Linked DNA regions of Mus musculus: region 2 is linked to region 1. The links are chromatin loops, found by intact Hi-C in ENCODE. Cell type or tissue: left cerebral cortex. All regions are shown on one strand. Each heading gives the region's core, and the rest is flanking DNA. Links, peaks and the distances in the headings are about the cores only.

Region 1 (5,375 bases), core at 174-5,173:
ATCTGTGCAGGGGAGTGGAGTACAGAGAATACCAGGGTAAACAAACCGTGAGAACCAGAAAATGCGGCGTAGGAAGGTTGTGAAGGTTTATACAGGGAAAGAAGTGAGATTCTGGGGTCTCCTCTGAGCAGGAGGCTGGAGGAAAGATCCTGTTTGGTTGTTTTCGACGATGGTATGGATCCTTTGTGTGCTTTTCCATGTTGGTTGGCTCCATGGAAGGTTGAAGTCAGAAGAATAAAACTGACAAACATCCAGGAGGAAGACCTGAAAGGACATAGGAAGTCAGGAGCCAGGTGGTGGCCTGGGACTTGGACGAAAGCTAGACCTGCCTTGATTCTATGATGTCTGGTCACTGGGTGCATTATAGCCAAGAGACCAAATCAGTGGTGTGTACAGTAGCCACTACATGGCTGGAAACTGTGGCAGATGGTCAAAAGTGCCAACAAGCAATGGCCATTGGAAGAAGCAGCTGAGTGCCCAGGTACCCTGACTACATCTCCAGAATGCCCCATTGCTCCTGTCTGTTCTTAATCCTCTGTTTCATGTTTTCTGGGGACCACCATCAGGACCCCCAGGGAGAACCCGAGAAGCCTCCATTTATCATATGTCTTGAGCTTTTAAACCTGTGTAATGTTCTCATGGCTTTATTTACATACAAGACACTGGAAAATGCCATATTTCATAGGAGAGGAGAACCTGGAAATCAAGAGAACAATTAAGCTGTAGAGGAGGAAACACTGCTTGTTTCTGACACCGACTGGCTGTTTACAACAGTGCTCCTTCAGAAAACAAAATCAAGGAATTACTTTGTCAACATGTGCAAATTTAGCCTCTGGGGACTTGGGGAGGGGCCGTGGGAGCATTTCTGTAATTACAAGTCGCACAGAGGTACTTCAAGCTTGGCACTGATGGGGATGTGCAAATTGAAAACGATGTAGTGACAGTTGGTGGCAGAAATCCTAGGAAAGACGGAGCCTGCCAGGTACCAATTCGTGCGTGACAAACTCCTCGCGAGTGCATGATGACTCGAACTTCCTCTGATGACTGAATGCTAGCTCTCAGAGATGAGCCTTCAGAGTTCTTATAGATGGACCTAACATCACATGCAGTCCCAGGTGACACCAGCAACCTCCTTCCTTCTCTCTCTCATCAAAGACTCACAGGGACTTTTTTTTTTAATATGGAAAGTTAGAACATCCAAGAATCAAACTCTTAGTTTTGAATTTCCATCATTTACGAAAGTGAAACAAATAAACAAAGCAAATCGCATGGCATATATGAAAGACCATCTCAGAGGCCAGCAACAGATCTGGGAACTCACAATAAAGGCCCATTTTCCTTTCTGTAGGCTCTAGATACTTACTGTGTATTTTTGCTTGGGCCTTTGTAACTAAAAGCGTAGAGAAGTGTTTCGTTTTCTATGGTGGGAGTCTGTACCACATATGGCAGCCACTCTTCCTCCTGGGAGCCAGGATCTGAGCTGCTGGGCTCTAGCTTCTGTGGTCTCCTATCTGGGCATCTTGGGTAGCCCATGCCTAGAAAAGCCCAGCTGGATTCTAATTGTATGGCCACATAGTACCCTCTGTGTTGTTCCCTTCTTACTGCTCTTAGTCGCTCGGTGCCCAACCTAATGACCTCATCCTCTCTGGGAGACCTTCTGGAAAGACCATCTCTAAGGTCAAAGCCTAAGGTACCAAGGTTCAGAGCATCACTATCTCTGTTTCTCTCCCCTATCTTATTTGTTTGGGGTGGAGGGGATGCACTTTAAACCATAAAAACATTTACTTTAGTGTTTTTGTTCCATGGACAAGATGTAGTCCATGTTCGCCTCAAACATACTAGATGGCCAGGGATGACTGCTTCTGTCTCCTGGGATTTACAGTTATGTGCCCCAGGCCTGGTCTCTGAGGTGCTGAGGATAGAGCCCCAAAGCTCTGTGAACATTAGGCAAGCACTCTCCGAGCTGATCTCCACTTCCAAATTCCTTGCATGTGTTTTACACTTGGCAACACACTAGGTGTCAAGGTTGTCATTGGTACTCATAAAATTAGGACTGGAAGGAAAGGGTTAATCCTTTAACACTTGAAGCACTTAAAGAATTGCTTTGCCAAAATTAGGACCAGGAATCTGTAGGGCGATAGCTACTTCTATTACCATTTACAGCGGAGGGAGGGATCTAGACAGTCAGGGGTCAAGGTGTGCACCGGAAGTAACCGGAGTGAGGCTGGGTAGTGCTGATGGGCACCTATCAGGGGAGAGCAGCTGCTGAAGGCCAGCGGGCGAAGGCGGGGCTCTTGGCAAAGGGAGAGAGAGGAGACTGCGGAGCATATGTCTGTGAGCTGAAGTCGTGAAAAGCACGAGGGAGAGCTCCTCGTTCCACTGACTGCTCTCTTATCTCCCACAGTCAGTCTTGTTTCCTGGCTACTCCCTCCCACTCCCTTCCTCCCCTCTTATTATAACGTGTAGAGAGCTATTTAGTTTGGCATTTTCTTATTTTTCAGCAATATATTCATGAGCAAGGCCAAAAGTCTGTCTCGAGAATAGTGGACTTCCCGATCCTTTTCTCTAGGCACCACCTTATAACGCACCCACCCCGGCAACCCCCTGCCTCTCTTTCAGGGAACTGGGCACTTCTTTTCATTACATTCCACTGTCTTCTGTGGCACAGGTACTAAGATCCCAAGTTCTGGAGTCAGATACCACAAAGAACCCAAGGCACATTAAAGGAGCAGTATGTTTGCAGTGCCCAGTTCTCTACTACCTGATCTATAGTATGGATCCGCAGGTCAGTTCACAGACAAGGCTGAACAGAGCTCCTGGCATGGAACCCAGCCTAATCCATATCGGTTATGAGAATGCTTGACATTCGCATCGTCTATATTCCATCTCTTCTCAGTTTGAGGATCATTTTGCTGAGTATGTAACAACACACATAGATCAAGTATGCATACAGTGAATGCTCATGGAATTAATTAATTAATTAATTAATTTTTAGTGTTTCAATTTGAAAGTTTCCCTCATAAGCTCCTATGTTTTCTTGGCTGTTACCTAATGGTGCTATTTTAAGAGATGTTAGAAATCTCAGGAGATCATATCATTCCAGCAGAGAACTCCTAAACCTGATAAACAGCTTCAGTGAGGTAGCTGCATATAAAATTAACTCAAACAAGTCAATGGCCTTTCTCTACACAAAGGATAAACAGGCTGAGAAAGAAATTAGGGAAACAACACCCTTCTCAATAGTCACAAATAGTGTAAAATACCTTGGCGTGACTCTAACTAAGGTAGTGAAAGATCTGTATGATAAGAACTTCAAGTCTCTGAAGAAAGAAATTAAAGAAGATCTCAGAAGATGGAAAGATCTCCCATGCTCATGGATTGGCAGGATCAATATAGTAAAAATGGCTATCTTGCCAAAAGCAATCTACAGATTCAATGCAATTCCCATCAAAATTCCAACTCAATTATTCAACAAATTAGAAATGGCAATCTGCAAATTCATCTGGAATAACAAAAAAACCTAGGATAGCAAAAACTCTTCTCAAGGATAAAAGAACCTCTGGTAGAATCACCATGCCTGACCTAAAGCTGTACTACAGAGCAATTGTGATAAAACGGCTTGGTACTGGTCTAGCGACAGACAAGTAGAGCAATGGAATAGAACTGAAGACCCAGAAATGAACCCACACACCTATGGTCACTTGATCTTTGACAAGGGAGCTAAAACCATCCAATGGGAAAAAAAGACAGCATTTTCAACAAATGGTGCTGGCACAACTGGCGATTAACATGTAGGAGAATATGAATTGATCCATTCCTATCTCCTTGTACTAAGGTCAAATCTAAGTGGATCAAGGAACTCCATATAAAACCGGAGACAGTGAAACTTACAGAGGAGAAAGTGGGGGAAGGCCTCAAAGATATGGGCACAGGGGAAAAATTCCTGAATAGAACAGCAATGGCTTGTGCTGTAAGATCAAGAATCGACAAATGGGACCTCATAAAATTGCAAAGCTTCTGTAAGGCAAAAGACACCGTCAGTAAGACAAAAAGGCCACCAACAGATTGAGAAAGGATTTTTACCTATCCTAATCAGATAGGGGACTAATATCCAATATATATAAAGAACTCAAGAAGGTGGACTCCAGAAAATCAAATAACCCCATTAAAAAACGGGGCTCAGAACTAAACAAAGAATTCTCATCTGAGGAATACCAAATGGCTGAGAAGCACCTGAAAAAATGTTCAGCATCCTTAATCATCAGGGAAATGCAAATCAAAACAACCCTGAGATTCCACCTCACACCAGTCAGAATGGCTAAGATCAAAAATTCAGGTGACAGCAGATACTGGCGAGGATGTGGAGAAAGAGGAACACTCCTCCATTGCTGGTGGGATTGCAAGCTTATACAATCACTCTGGAAATCAGTCTGGCAGTTGCTCAGAAAATTGGACATAGTACTAGTGGAGGATCCCGCAATACCTCTCCTGGGCATATATCCAGAAGATGTTCCAACCGGAAAGAAGGACACATGCTCCACTATGTTCATAGCAGCCTTATTTATAATAGCCAGAAGCTGGAAAGAACCCAGATGCCCCTCAACAGAGGAATGGATACAAAAAATGTGGTACATTTACACAATGGAGTACAACTCAGCTATTAAAAAGAATGAATTTATGAAATTCCTAGGCAAATGGATGGACCTGGAGGACATCATCCTGAATGAGGTAACTCAATCACAAAAGAACTCACATGATATGTACTCTCTGATAAGTGGATTTTAGCCCAGAAACTTAGAATACCCAAGATATAAGATACAATTTGCAAAACACATGAAACTCAAGAAGAATGAAGACCAAAGTGTGGACACTTTGCCCCTTCTTAGAATTGGGAACAAAACACTCATGGAAGGAGTTACAGAGACAAAGTTTGGAGCTGAGACGAAAGGACAGACCATCTAGAGACTGCCATATCCAGAGATCCATCCCATAATCAGCCTCCAAACCCTGACACCATTGCATACACTAGCAAGATTTTGCTGAAAGGACCCTGATATAGCTGTCTCTTGTGAGACTATGTGGGGGCCTAGCAAACACAGAAGTGGATGCTCACAGTCAGCTACTGGGTGGATCACAGGGCCCCCAATGGAGGAGCTAGAGAAAGTACCCAAGGAGCTAAAGGGATCTAAAACCCTATAGGTGGGACAATATGAACTAACCAGTACCCTGGAGCTCCTGTTTCTAGCTGCATATGTATCAGAAGATGGCCTCGTCTGCCATCAGTGGAAAGAGAGGCCCATTGGTCGTGCAAACTTTATATGCCTCAGTACAGGGGAACACCAGGGCCAAGAAGTGGGAGTGGGGGGTAGGGGAGT
Region 2 (5,375 bases), core at 49-5,048, 280 kb after region 1:
GCCCAAGAGATGTTATGGACCCAGAAAAGGTAGATCCTACCACATGGTAAAGGTGACGAGCCCAGACAAAAGCCAGCTTCCTATCATGGAGTCCTGGTGCTCACACCAGGAATAGCATTAACTGCTCAGACCACGTGCCTGGATCACACAAGTCCACAGGTGTCTCTGAGCATGCACCTGGTGGCCTACATCAACTCCATTCACGGCTTCTGGGTGCTTCTAGGTGACCTGGCACTCTTCCCTTCCAAACCCGGGAGAGGATGAACTGGTCAGAAAGAAGAGGGCAGAAAACACGTGGACTCCGCTGTGTACGTCCACACTGGGGTGTCATTTTCATTCTTCACAATTCATATGTACCAACAGATTAATAAAAATCTACTAATGATGTCATAGGAAGGGCCAGCTGAGAGGTAGAAGGGCCAGCTGAGAGGTAGAAGGCAGATGGCTGGCCCAATCCCCTGGGCCCCGGGCCTAAGGCTTCAAGGCAGCCTTGCATCCCACCCCTTATACAAGTTCCCAGGTGACTGCTCTCCCTCTGGTCCTTATTCTACCCTCTGGGGACTCTGCTGTCCACACAGGGCCACCCCTGCAGAGAAGCCTCTGGATAGAGAGACCCTTGAGTAGTGATTGCCGGCATGTGAGCAGCTCCAATACACTATTCCACGGCATAAAATGAGAATAACAAATAGACATGTCCAAAGAGCTGGGGCTGGAGGAGTAATTTGCTCCACTATGGGAATTTCCTTCTCTTCATTTTTGTAAATGCTAAGGAACAAAAGTTTAAGTGTGATCAGATAGCCCAGTCAGTGGCCTAGCACAACTCACCCATCACACCTCAAAGAGAAAGAGAGAGCCTAGGGTTCCCCGTGAAAGAGACCAAACTCAGCCTTCTCAAAACATGAAACCATTTATTTTGGCTTCAGGAAAAAAAAATCCCTTATGTCACACATACACACATGCATACATACACCAGCTTTCAGTTTACAATGAGTATGTGCCCTAGAGCCTCTTCTGTGTCACTCCCAGAGGCCCAAGGGACAGACCCAGTCTGGGTGGAGGTGCCCGTCTCTGCTCGACACAGAGTATGCCTCACTCTTCACGTCCCGCCTGCCACAGCTGGTGAACCACTTGGACTGTGCACTTTCCCAATTACTGTAGCTCTAGAAGCTGACTGAAAAACCAGTAGCAGCTGGCAGGAAATGAGTGAGAAAACTGACCACAGATAAACTGCAAGGCTCTACAGGAGCAGCAGATAGACTCCAGACCAGGAAGTTATGCTAGCAGGGACTCAAGACTGAAAGGGCTCAGGCCCCAACAGGACCCCAGAACCCGTTGTGGGGACTGGTGCTGTGACTTCACAATGGGACCGTGCTCTGTCCAACACAAGCACATCCAGGCACAGCCATAACCACGGGAGGAGAAAGGGAACTTCAGAGAAGATAAACACCAAGCTGAATCCTGGCCTCTGGGGTCCCCAGGTTCCCAGCATCACGAATGAAGGCCAAAGCTACAATGATCTAATAGCCAGGCTGGAGAACCATTACCTGTGAACTCTCTATTGAGGGTCCCTTGGGGCTGGGGTTGGAGGCTGTTCTAGGGCTCAAGAAGTGCATTGGGGTGGTGACAAGTCCAGAGAGTCTGGCCTTCCAGGTCTCTACAGCTTCTCAGCATACTCAGATGGCACAGTCACAGCTCCGTATGATACAAAACATGATCGATCGCTGGGCAGCAGAACAAACCCTTCCCATGTGTGGTCCTCCTTCACATTTGCTGGCATCATAGATGGGTCTGATAATCCTGTATTTGCCTCACACTTGAGAGGAGCAAGCATGGTCTGTAAGCCAGATGTGCACTGGAAGCTAATGGCCTCTCTTCACAATGAGACATTCGTTGCTAAGGAAGGGCAGCCAGGTGGAGAGCTGAAAGCTGCACCTGGGCCGATAGCTGGGTAGCATTGCTGAGCCACTAGTGTTTAAAGGTACCTTCTCAATGGCCCAGAGACACAGCTGCCTACGACGCCACCCCTGGTCGTCCTTTCCTGATAGCAATTACCCTTTTTGCACCTAAAGTAGACCCAGGAGTTCTTCTGAGAGCCGCCACTGGCAGGAAGTGACCGAGCTGTGAGCCACCAGCTTCACTGTGTGACGCGCTTTGTGACAAGCTGCCAGGGCCAGGAGCTGTAGCAGCTGCGCTTGAACTTGTGGCTGGCTGCAGTCCCTTGGAAAGGGAAGGGGCACATCTGGAAGGCGGGTCTGAGTGCCCCATGAAGCTCAGGGTGAGATTCCTTCCCTGTGTGGAGAGGTTGCAGGGAACACCTGCCCTGGGAGCAGGTGGTCCCCTATGCTGGGCCCCTGGGCTATTGCTTGGGTTAGCAAGACGTGCTTCAGCTGAGTCTGACTCACTCTCGTTCCTGGAACCGTCTGAAGGCGGGAGAGGATGCTGTGGGTAGGCTCCAACTGTATCATCTGGGCTGGGGCCGGTAGCAGATGGTCCTTATTTTAAAAAAAAAAAAAAAAGACATACTTCCATGTGGGCTTAAAATAGCACAGTTTTCACCACCGGCCGAATGGGGAAATGTACGAGCTAGTTGTTCACATGGGAGTGGGCACTGTGGGCTTATAAGCAGGAATGAGGGGGTCTAGGCATCAGATGTGGCCAAAAGAGACCATGGTGACCACCCCATGCCTGCCTTTACTTTGTCAGCTGGCTTACCAACCCAAGCAAAGCCTGTAGCAATTTCAAAACCTCAGGATCCTTCCAATTGCCTCAGTGAGCCTTGGAGAAGCCACAGACCTGATACACAAGGCTGAACACGGGGACAGCAGCACTTCCTACTGGCCTCTCATAGGCAGCTGGGGAAACCCCTTCTTCATGCAGCAAGTCGGGAAGATATGGATATCCAACGAGGGGTCTGAAGGTAATGTTGGTCCTGAGCTGATCTCTGTACTTGAGCCTAGAGAAATGTGGAAGCCAGCCTCTGGTTCTGCCCCAGAGAAGCTCTCACATCTGTCCCTCACAGTCTGTGTCTGTGGCAGGTTACTTCCTCTTTGAACCTCAGTTTCCTTATCTGTCAGATGGAGCAAACATGGGGACCTGCCATGGGAGAACCCCAGCTCATGCAGGTACCCTCCACAGGGAACATGGCATGGCCTGTCTCTCTCTAAGGGACAAGAAAGCCCTTGGCCTTTCCTGTCTCTGCTCACACTTAAATCTCACTATGTTTTGGCAGGTAGAAATGTCAGCTCTAAGATCCTGGGCCCCATGCTACCCTCCCTGAGATGCTGCTATGTGAATGTGGAGGGAAAGAAACAGAAGTTACTGCATCTTACTCCATCCTAAGAAAGGCTACAGTGGGCAGCCCTGATTCCCTCCTGCTGTCCAGAACCTGAGAGCCCAGTAAATTGGAGCCTAGGCCACTGTGGCCTTTGAAAGACAGACAGAAGACTTCCAGACACGCAGCAAAGATAAGAAAGCTGCAAGGATGCCAGAGGCCTCCCAACATCCAATCCAGACAGAGCCTTGTCTGAGGTAGAGGTTTCCAATGAGTGAGCCCCAGGAAATCTTAAGTCTTGGGGATATGGCATACTAGCAGAGGGGCAACAATCAGCTCCAGGGAGTAAAGAAATTAAAAGCAGCCCTTGTTGTAGCTTGTGCCAATTTGTATGGTATAATCACTCCTGCCTTGGCTAATGTCATCACTGAAGGCAAATTCAGGACCAGCAAAGCATAGTCAACTGTCCTGAGCAGCAACATCTCACACTCAAAGCATATGAGAACAGATGGCTCTTCCCATAAGATTCTTGCTACCTGCCCAGAGGACCAAGAACAAACAGTGGCATGTCTCGGCTGGAAGACAGAGGAGCAGAAGGGTTGTTGAGTGTTACAGGTTGGCTAGGAAAAGTCCCACACCGGCTTGTGTGTTTGAACACTTGCTCTCCAGCTCATGGTGCTCTCTGGGAAGTTTCTGGAACCTTTTAAAGGTGAGGCTGTGGTGATTTAAAGAATAGTCCCCTTGGGCTCCTATTTTGAATACTTGGTAGAACTGTTTGGGGAGGATTGGGAGGTGTGGCCTTGTTGGAGAAGATGTATCACTGGGGGTGGACTTTGAGGTTCTAAAAGACTCCCAGTGTTCTTCCTCTACCTCGTGGTTGTGGATCAAAATGTGAGCTGATCTTCCCTCCTCCATCACTCATTGTAGTCCTCTGAAACCATAAGCCAAAATAAATGTTTTCTTCTAGAAGTAGACTTGGTCATGACGTTTTATCAAAGCAACAGAAAAGTAACTAAAACAAGGGCCTACATGGGGGAAGTGGATCTCTGGGGAGGCAGGCCTTGAGGTTTACAGTCCTGCCCAACTTCCTGCCCCCTCTCCACTTCGTGGTCCACATAGAGATAAGCATATAGCTGTGTGTTCCTGCTAGCTTGCTTTCTCTATCATGACAAACTATACCTTCAAAATTTCATCCCAAATAAATCCTTTCTCCCTTAAGTTGCCTCTTGTCAAGTACTGGTCATAATAACCAGAAAAGGAGCTACGACACAGGGATAAATGAGAGGTTAAGGGACAGGCTCTTGGGCTGGGCACTAGTTAGCTGTGTCTAGGTAGATCTCCAGTCTGTTGACCTGTGTGGCTTTGGGTACTTTGGCCTCTACAAAAACAGAGAAGATTAGCATCTAGCTTATTATATGGATAAATGTGATGGTTAGTGGTGATTAACAATTGATTGGGTTGAAAGATACCTGGGAAATTAATAAAATATATTTCTAGGTGTGTCTATGAGGGAATTTCCAGGATTTCCAGGGAGGCCTAACTGAAAACAGAAAGCCTTTCTTGAATGAGGGTAGCATTGTTCAGTAGGCTGTGGACCCAGCATCATCCTGTGGGTCCAGCTGGCATTGGGGAGGGTCCAGCATCATCCTGCTGATTCCCTGTGCTTCCTTCAGAGTATGGGTGCTGTGTGACTGCTCATTTGTGTGGCAAATTAACACCTGGCTCTCCCACTGGGCAAGGAGTCCACAAGGCATAGTTGACAGGTATTTTTAACAAGGTTACTCTTTGCCATGAGATACTGTGAACTACAAAATGTCCCCAGCTTTTACCAACTGGTTGCTAGGAGTGTTCCGAGTCATTGAGATAAGAATCCATGCCCTTGGTCAATTCCATTTCATCCTAAGAGCTGGCATAGCCTATAAAGAGACCCCTCATTCTAGGTACTGGAATCCATGAGTACAGGAGTTCGACCTTGGTTTGTTCAACCCATCTCTAGCCAGTGGGATCTCAGAACAAAAAGTAGATTCTAAGAAATGCATGCTGGTAGATGAATCTGCAGCCCCTACTTACAGGCTGCTAAGCAAGCTATTCTGACTTCAGGATG

Evidence for each region. A loop is a pair of places that touch in the nucleus more often than their neighbours do. Peaks named below come from ENCODE experiments on the same cell type or tissue, not always from the same donor. Only the 100,000 strongest peaks of a DNase experiment are listed, where the experiment ranks them.
Region 2: a loop joins it to region 1, with 9 times the contacts of the local background. A loop is called at or near these places in 2 of 42 quality-filtered maps.

The regions. Positions count from the first base shown.
Region 1 is chr12:25,464,925-25,470,299 of GRCm38, reverse strand. Gm36723 (a long non-coding RNA gene) reads right to left here. Exons shown (of 12, transcript XR_001780577.2): 10 at 1-264. Among named protein-coding and RNA genes, the nearest start is that of Gm36886, 7.1 kb to the left of the region's middle. In left cerebral cortex, for the core only: no CTCF peak of the experiment used is centred there; DNase peaks (open chromatin) are centred at 970, 1,508 and 2,360; H3K27ac peaks cover 334 bases.
Region 2 is chr12:25,186,370-25,191,744 of GRCm38, reverse strand. The region is part of intron 5 of Gm36287 (a long non-coding RNA gene); the gene reads right to left. Gm36496 (a long non-coding RNA gene) reads left to right here and starts at 901. Exons shown (of 3, transcript XR_381348.4): 1 at 901-2,275; 2 at 2,704-2,917; 3 at 3,230-4,240. In left cerebral cortex, for the core only: no CTCF peak of the experiment used is centred there; DNase peaks (open chromatin) are centred at 1,214, 2,190 and 2,411; H3K27ac peaks cover 1,607 bases.